Linked DNA regions of Homo sapiens: region 1 is linked to region 2. A link is a contact called in ENCODE Hi-C data. All regions are on one chromosome and are shown on one strand. The core of a region is the stretch at or near the end of the contact, and the rest is flanking DNA. Distances in the headings are between cores, read along the strand shown. Region 1 has its middle 58 kb from the start of TENT5C. Region 2 holds the start of VANGL1 (VANGL planar cell polarity protein 1).

Region 1 (3,968 bases), core at 1,166-3,665, 2.0 Mb after region 2:
CCAGAAGCTAAGCAGGTGTTGGTGACATGCTTCTACAGCCTGCAGAACAATGAGCTTTTGTTTATAAATTACCCAGTCTCAGGTATTTCTTTATAGCAATGCAAGAACAACCTAATACAGAAAATTGGTACAGAGGAGTAGAGCTGTTATTAAGAGACTGGAAAATGCAGAAGCAACTTTGGAACTGGGTAACAGGCAGAGGTTGGAAGAGTTTGGAAGGCCCAGAAGAAGATGGGAAAATGAAGGAAAGTGTAGAACTTTTTAGAGACTTGTTAAGTTGTGGTGACCAAAATGCTGATAGAAAAATGGACAGTGAAAGCCAGGCTGAGAATGTCTCCGATGGAAATGAGGAATTGTTGGGAACTGAATTAAAGGTCACCCATGTTATGCCCTGACAAAGAACTTGGCTGCATTGTATTCATGCCCAAGGGATCTGTGGAAATTTGGTATTAAGAGTGATGATATGATATAGGGTGTCTTGCAGAAGAAATTTCTAAGCAGCAAAGCATTTGAGAGTAGCCTGGCTGCTTCTAACAACCTGTGATCAGATGCGGGAGCAACAAAATGCTTAAAGTTGGAACCTATATTTAAAAAGGAACCAGAGCATAAAAGTTTGGAAAATTTGCAGCTTAGCTATGTGGCAGAGAAATAAAAAGCCTTTTCAGGAGAGGAATCCAAGCAGGCTGTGGAACAACCACTTGCTAGAAATATTAGCATGACCAAAAGGAAGCAAAGTGCTAATTTCCAAGACATTGGGAAAATGCCCTGAAGGCATTTCAGAAATCTCTGAGGCAGCCCTCCCATCATAGGCTCAGAGGCCTAGGAGGGGAAGAATGGTTTCTGGGCCAGACCCAGGGCCCCATTGCCCTGTGCAGCCTCAGGACCCTGCTTCCTGCATCCTGGCTGCTCTGGCCCCAGCTTTGGCTCAAAGTGCCCCAGACACTCCTTGGGTGGCCACTTTGAAGCGTGCAAGCCACTGCTAGCCTTGGTGGCTTTCACATGGTGTTAAATCTGCAGGCGCCTGGAATGCAAGAGTGAAGGAGGCTTGGCAGCTTCCCCCTAGATTTCAGATGATGTATGAGAAAGCCTAGATGTTGAGGCAGAAGCCTACCACACGGGCCGAGGCCCCACAGAGTAACTCTACTAGGGCAATGTGGAGGAGTAATGTGGGGTTAGAGCTCCCACAAAGACTCCCCACCAGGGCACTGCCTAATGGAGATGTGGGAAGGGGCCCACTGCCCTCCAGATACAAGAATGGTAGATTCACCAGCAGCTTGTAACTTCTTCCTGGAAGAGCTGCAAGTACTCAACTCCAACCTGTGACAGCAGCCACCATGGGTTGTACCTTGCAAAACACAGTGGCAGGGTACACCTTGGGAGCCCACCTCTCACACCAGGATGCAGGATATGGAATCAAGGATTGTGTTGGAGCTTAAAGATTTAATGCCTTCCCTGCTGGGTTTCAGACTTGCATGGAGCCTATTACCCCTTTCTTTTGGCCAATCTCTTCCTTTGGGAATGAGAACGTTTACCTAATACCTGTACCACTCCTGTATATTGAGAGTATAAATCATTTGTTTTTGATCTCACAGCTTGTAGGTGGAAGGAACTCATCATCATAGGTAAGACTTTGGACTTCGGACTTGAGACTTGTGAGTTAATACTGGAACAAGTTAAAACTTTGGGCGACTATTGCAAAGGCACGATTGTGTTTTGAAATGTGAGAAGGATGTGAGATTTGCGGGGGGCTGGAGGTGGAATGATATGGTTTGAATATTTGTTCCCTCTGAGTCTCATGTTGAAATGTTATTCCCAGTGTTGGAGGTGGGGCCTAGTGGGAGGTGACTGGATCATGGGTGGATCCCTCATGAATGGTTTAGCACCTTCCCCTTGGTAATAAGTGATTTCTCCCCCAGTTAGTACACAAGAGATCTGGTTATTTAAAAGTCTGGGACCTCCCCACTCTTGTTCTCTTGTCCCCTTTCTTACCATGCAAAATGCCTGCTCCTGCTTTACTTTCTGCTATGATTATAAGCTTCCTGAGGTTCTCACCAGAAGCTTAGCAGATGTTGGTGCCATTCTTGTACAGCCTGCAGAACCATGAGCCGATTAAACCTCTTTTGTTTATAAATTACCCAGTCTTGGCTATTCCTTTATAGCAATGCAAGAAAGGACTAATACAACATGGAATGTATTTTCTTTTTCCTCTGATTATATTATCTGGGCACTACCGTGGATCAAAGCCGCAGTCATGACCTCATCATGTTGCTTCTGGGCGACAACTAAACAAATTTAAATATGAATTTAAAGCACACACATTTCTAGAAATCCAGTGTCAGAAGCCTTAAATATCAACTATTTATGTGAGTAGTCATCAAGCGTCTGGTTTGTGACGACTTTTGCACTGTTTTGTCACTATCTGGTGGCTTACAGGAAACCTCCCATTCTACGTGGTTGAAGAAAGAAGAAGTGACACCTTGATGTTTTTCTCAGAAGCTATGGTTGGGGACCTCCCCCTGAAAGCATGCAGATAATTAGTCATCTTGGAGACTATTTTTTAGTACAAGGTAGTCACAGGAAGGCCATGTGAGTACGGAAAGTTATGAGGCTTTGATTCTAATCCCAGTGCACCTTAAATGTCTGTGGGATCTTAGGAAAAATCACCCTTTCTGAGTCCCAGTTCTCTCAGATGTAATAAGAGAAGGTAGATAGAATGCTACCTAAGGGATTTTTTTTTTTGTCCTGACATTTTGTGATTTTTTTTTCACACACAAATAGAGGATGATATTTTGTGATTTTAATATAACCACAAAACTTACAGATCTGCAGAACTTTAGTCTATATCCTCATCACCTTCCTATAGAGCTGTGAGGAGATTCTTCTAACAACTCAATGTCTCTTCCTAGGTCAGTCTTTCTGGAGTGGTCCTTGGGCCTTTCAATACCCGAGTGTTCCTTCTAAAAGATACAACTAATGCCTTTTTCCCTTAAAAAAAAATCTTAATTGGAAACGATTTACCACTTTTCATCTTAACTATGGGTGGCATTTTTCTATTTCTTCACATGTCTAGTAATTTTTTTTTTTTTTTTTTGAGACAGAGTCTTGCAGTGTCACTAGGCTGGAGTTCAGTGGCACGATCTTGGCTCACTGCAACCTCCACCTCCCAGGTTCAATTGATTCTCCTACCTCAGCCTCCCGAGTAGCTGGGACTACAGGCACGCACTACCATGCCCAGCTAATTTTTGTATTTTTAGTAGACACAGGGTTTCACCATGTTGGCCAGGATGGTCTCGATCTCTTGACCTTGTGATCTGCCCACCTCGGCTCCCAAAGTACTGAGATGACAGGTGTGGGCCACCGCGCCCGGCCTGTTCAGTAATTTTTTATCGTGTGCTAGACTTTGGTGGATGATACTTTGTAGGGAGCCTGGATTTTCTTGTCTTCCTTTAAATGGTGGTGAGCTTTGTTCTAGCAGACAGTTAAACTACTAGCACATCTTTTTGGTCCTGTTAGGCTTGGTTTTATTCTTTGTTAGGGCAGGTCTATTTCTGTTTTGAACTTAGTCTTAGGGCACGCCTCTTAACCCTAGAATGTGTTCCCTGCTTTTAAAGTGTGGTCTTTCTTGTATCACCACTGAAAGCCTGAAGTGCTCAGTGAGGTTTCTCCACTCTGCCTGGAACTCTAGAGTCTCCAATATTGCATCATCTCTAGAATTACTGTCCGCTCTCAGCTCTGCGACTGGTGATCTTTGCTAAGCAATGGTCTCACCCAGTACATATATACTTTAACCCTGGATCAAGAATACTTATCCAGATTTCTCCCCCCATCCCCTAAAACACGTACACCATGTGCAGTTCCCTCTTCCTTCTTTCCCTGCCCCACACATCCCAGCTGCTTCAGCAGCCCAGAACTTCACTTCTGCCACCTCAGTTCAGCTTGAGCTCTACCTCAAGAGCTCAAGGAAAGAA
Region 2 (3,660 bases), core at 1,145-3,644:
TGCTTGAAACCCAGGGCTCTGGTGGCATAGGCACCCAAGGGACTTTCCTGGTCTGTTGTTTGTGAAGACCATGGGAAAAGCATAGTATCTGGGCTGGAATGTACTGTTCCTCACAGCACAGTCCCTCATGGTTTCCCTTGGCTAGGGGAGGGAGTTCCCCAATCCCTTGCGCTCCCTGGGTGAGGTGACGCCCCACCCTGCTTCAGCTCGCCCTCTGTAGGCTGCACCCACTGTCTAACCAGTCCCAATGAGATAAGCTGGGTACCTCAGTCGGAAATGCAGAAATCACCTGCCTTCTGCATTGATCTTGCTGGGAGCTGCATACTGGAGCTGTTCCTATTCAGCCATCTTGCCCAGGTCCCCCGGCATGTTTTTTTTTTTTTTTTTTTAATTGAGATGGAGTCTCGTTTTGCCCAGGCTGGAGTGCAGTGGCATGATATCAGCTCACTGCAACATCTGCCTCCTAGGTTCAAGCAATTCTCCTGCCTCAGCCTCCTGAGTAGCTGGGATTACAGGTGCCTGCCACCACGCCTGGCTAATTTTTTTATTTTTAGTAGAGATGGGGTTTCGCCATGTTGGCCAGGCTGGTCTTGAACGCATGACCCCAAGTGATCTGCCCATCTCAGCCTCCCAAAGTGTTGGGATTACAAGCTTCAGCCACCAAGCCCGGCCTCTACATGGCATTTAAAGGTGAATTTATTATTTTAAAATAGGTTATTTGCAACTACCCCTCTTTCCCACAAAACATCATCTGGTAAGGTGGCTAGACATAAGAACCTAAGTGAATTAGAATTACTTTCTGAAAACTCATTGAAGATCTCTGTGTTAATTGGAGCTATTCAGGTACATGACTAGAATTGGAAATCCCTGGCCTGTTTGAACTTTGAAAGTTCTACATTTTAGAGATGAGAGAGACATGTTTTTATAATGTTCTACATTTCTGACCCTGAGTGCTGATTTGGGTGAATAGACCATTGGCTTTACCCATAGGAACCTGGCTGCCTGAGTCAGCAACATCTGCTCTCTGGAGCCTACTGGGAGGCTGGGGGTGGGGGAGGAAGATGGTCTAGGCCACTGAGTGGGGCAGCAGAGCCTGGGGACTAGGAGTGGTGAAAATCAGCCACATTGAACATATGGGTGTCTTCTCAAGGAAATGTGACATATGCGAGAGAAAATGGAGTCTAGAAGGGATGAGGAAGAGGTGATCAAGGGAGTGAGGGGTTCTTGGAGCCAAGGTTCCCTGATTAAGGCTAGTCAGGGTGGGCCTGCATTTCCCCACCCCAAATGCCCGCAATACTCCTGTAGACAACTCTTAGGAAATTCAGCACTTCATTATACACTGCTTCCACTGGAAAATCCTGCCACGTAAGCAGCTTTGGGTCCCAGCTAGATTGGAGATGATCAGTAAGGAACCCTAATGCTACCAACACAAGACAACTAAGAAAAGTGCAAATATTCATGAAAATCGTTGCCAACTGTTTTGTAATCCTCACCACAATCCTGCAAGGTGGACAGCAGCATCCTCACCACTTTTCAGACAGGTAAACAAAGGCTCAGAAAGGAAACAGTACCTGGTTGGAATCAGCACTGAAGCTTCAGCTACCTGCCTGCAGAGATGTGCTCATCTAGCAGTTTCTAGGAGACTAGGCTGGCGGCAGTGCCTGCTCTGATAAGGGAGGAGGAGGGGAGAGGCTTGCTGTGGTGGCTTGTAGGGGGTGTGTGTGTGTGTGTGTGTGTGTGTGTGTGTGTGTCTATTTGTGGGGTCATTTCCAGGGCTACATGTGAGTTTAAGTGTGTGTATATGGGTTGAGATATGGTGTATATGGATATTTGTCGGTCAGTTCTTGGAAAGTGTGTATATGAGTGTGTGTTGAGTGGGGTTGGGGGGTTAGTCCCTGAGCCGTGTGAATATGTGGATGGGGGCACTCGTGAGGGCAAATGGGCTCGGATTTTGTGCATGATTGTGTGTGTGTGTGTGTGTGTGTGAGCTTGAGATTCCAAGTATGTGGGGGAGGGAGGGGGCGGTGTCGGAGATCAATCCCTGGGCCATGTGTTTATAGTGTGTGTGTCTGCCCAGAAGAGAGTGGGTTACTGGGCTGTGCACGTCTGTGTAGGGTGAGTGTGTGTATGAGGGTGAATGAGTGTGGGAGGTGTCATTCCCTGGTCCGTGTGTAAGAGTGTGACCGCGCACGCCTTCGTGTGTGTCCCGGGTGTGTGGGGTCGGGGCGGTGACGAGGTGAGGGGGACGCCGGCCGAGCCCCGCCCTCCGCTGCAGGTGGGCCGGCCCCGCGGCGGGGCCGGCAGCGCTAGCTGTTCTTGGCTCGCGGCCGCGCCGGGCTCGCAGGGCTGGGCTCGGGCTGCGGGGCGGCGCCGGGACAGGAAGCGGAAAGCAGCAGTGCAGCGGCGGCGGCGGCGGGGCTCTGCCTCTCCAGGAGCCCAGCGCAGGCCGCAGAGCCGGGGCCGCTGTGAGCCGAGACCGCGGGCCGCGGAGCTCGGGCGGCCGGCGCGGAGGTGAGTCCCGCGAGAGGCCGAGCGCTGCGCGGCGGCGGTCCCCGGGGCAGACCGTTGGCTGGGAGACGCCCCCACCTCGGACCCCGCGTGCCCCTGCGCCCTCCTCCCGCATTCGCCCCGCCGGACTTCGACCCCGGGTGGCCGGCTCCCGCCTCGGGCCGGGGGCTCCCTCCCCTCCTCCGGAGCGCTCCGGGTAGTGCTTCCTCTGACTCCACTCTTCTCCCCATGCGTTGCGCCCCTCCTGGCCCTGCCGTGCGATCTCCGCCGCACCCCACTCCTTGGGGTCCCGGGGTTCCCTGCTCACACCTCGGACGTCCCTTTCTCCCCGGGCTGGCCTTTGGAGTGCGCCCCTTCGGTGCGCGTGCCGGGGCGGCGGGCAGGCCGGCAGGGAGTGGCCGAGCGTTGGAGGCACCGGGCGGCTGCAGCAGCCGTGCAGGGCGGGAGCCGGGCGCGCACCGGGGTTCCCACCCCTGGCGGGGCTCGACCCGGGCGCCGCCTGGCCCTTCGCCAGGAACCGGGACAGAGCTGGTCTGTGTGCACACCTCGCTCACAAAAAATTGAGCCGGCCCTGGAGGCCTGGGGGGCGAGTCCGGTTGCGCCTCGGAGAGCGCAACAGGCAGGTAGGAGTTTACTTTCAAAAACGCCGGGGTGGAGCAGAGGCGCCTGGCGGGTCTCTGCCCAAGGTGTCCCTGCTGGAGGAAATCTCACCGCGCCGGGGCAGCCTTCGCCACCGGCAGGACCTCATTTCCTTCTGCAGTCTTTGAACTGCCCCAAGCATCGCGCCTAGAGAAGTGTGAAGCTTTATAAAAATTTAAACGCGTCCGTGGTGGCGGCAGCAGTGGGGCGGAGCCGCGGCCTGGCTGCTGTGTGATGAGCAGATGAGACTTGGAGCTGAGGAATCTGTTGCTCAGTTTTCACTTCTCCAAACCAGGTCTAATGCCCACGCTGCGAAGGTGTTGTGAGCTCTCTTAGATTCTCCTTAGGAAGTGTTAGAGCGCCTTATGATGATGATTGTGTAGATGGCCCATGCATTTTGTTAAAACTCTTGACCTGGCTTTGGTTAGAAATGAATGTATTCTTAGACACTTAGTCCAAAAGCTAACAAACTGTAAAAGAATCTGGCATTTTCACTGACATGTTTATAAATTT

What was found. A loop is a pair of places that touch in the nucleus more often than their neighbours do. Pooled maps may share reads with other maps.
Region 1: a map with no recorded cell type shows a loop between it and region 2 (8-fold over the local background). The contact joins the enhancer-like site here to the promoter of VANGL1 in region 2. A Hi-C loop is called at or near these places in 5 of 37 single-sample maps with no recorded cell type and 4 of 50 pooled maps.

Annotation. Positions count from the first base shown.
Region 1 is chr1:117,662,081-117,666,048 of GRCh38, forward strand. No RefSeq gene overlaps it. Among named protein-coding and RNA genes, the nearest start is that of TENT5C, 58 kb to the left of the region's middle. RefSeq lists enhancers at 2,168-2,407, 2,598-2,667. Within about 2 kb of position 2,416, at least 6 of the 41 ENCODE cell types and tissues checked have a DNase peak (open chromatin) inside an H3K27ac peak, as active enhancers do.
Region 2 is chr1:115,639,576-115,643,235 of GRCh38, forward strand. VANGL1 (VANGL planar cell polarity protein 1) reads left to right here and starts at 2,395. Exons shown (of 8, transcript NM_138959.3): 1 at 2,395-2,511. RefSeq lists a silencer at 2,127-3,116 and an enhancer at 2,252-3,010.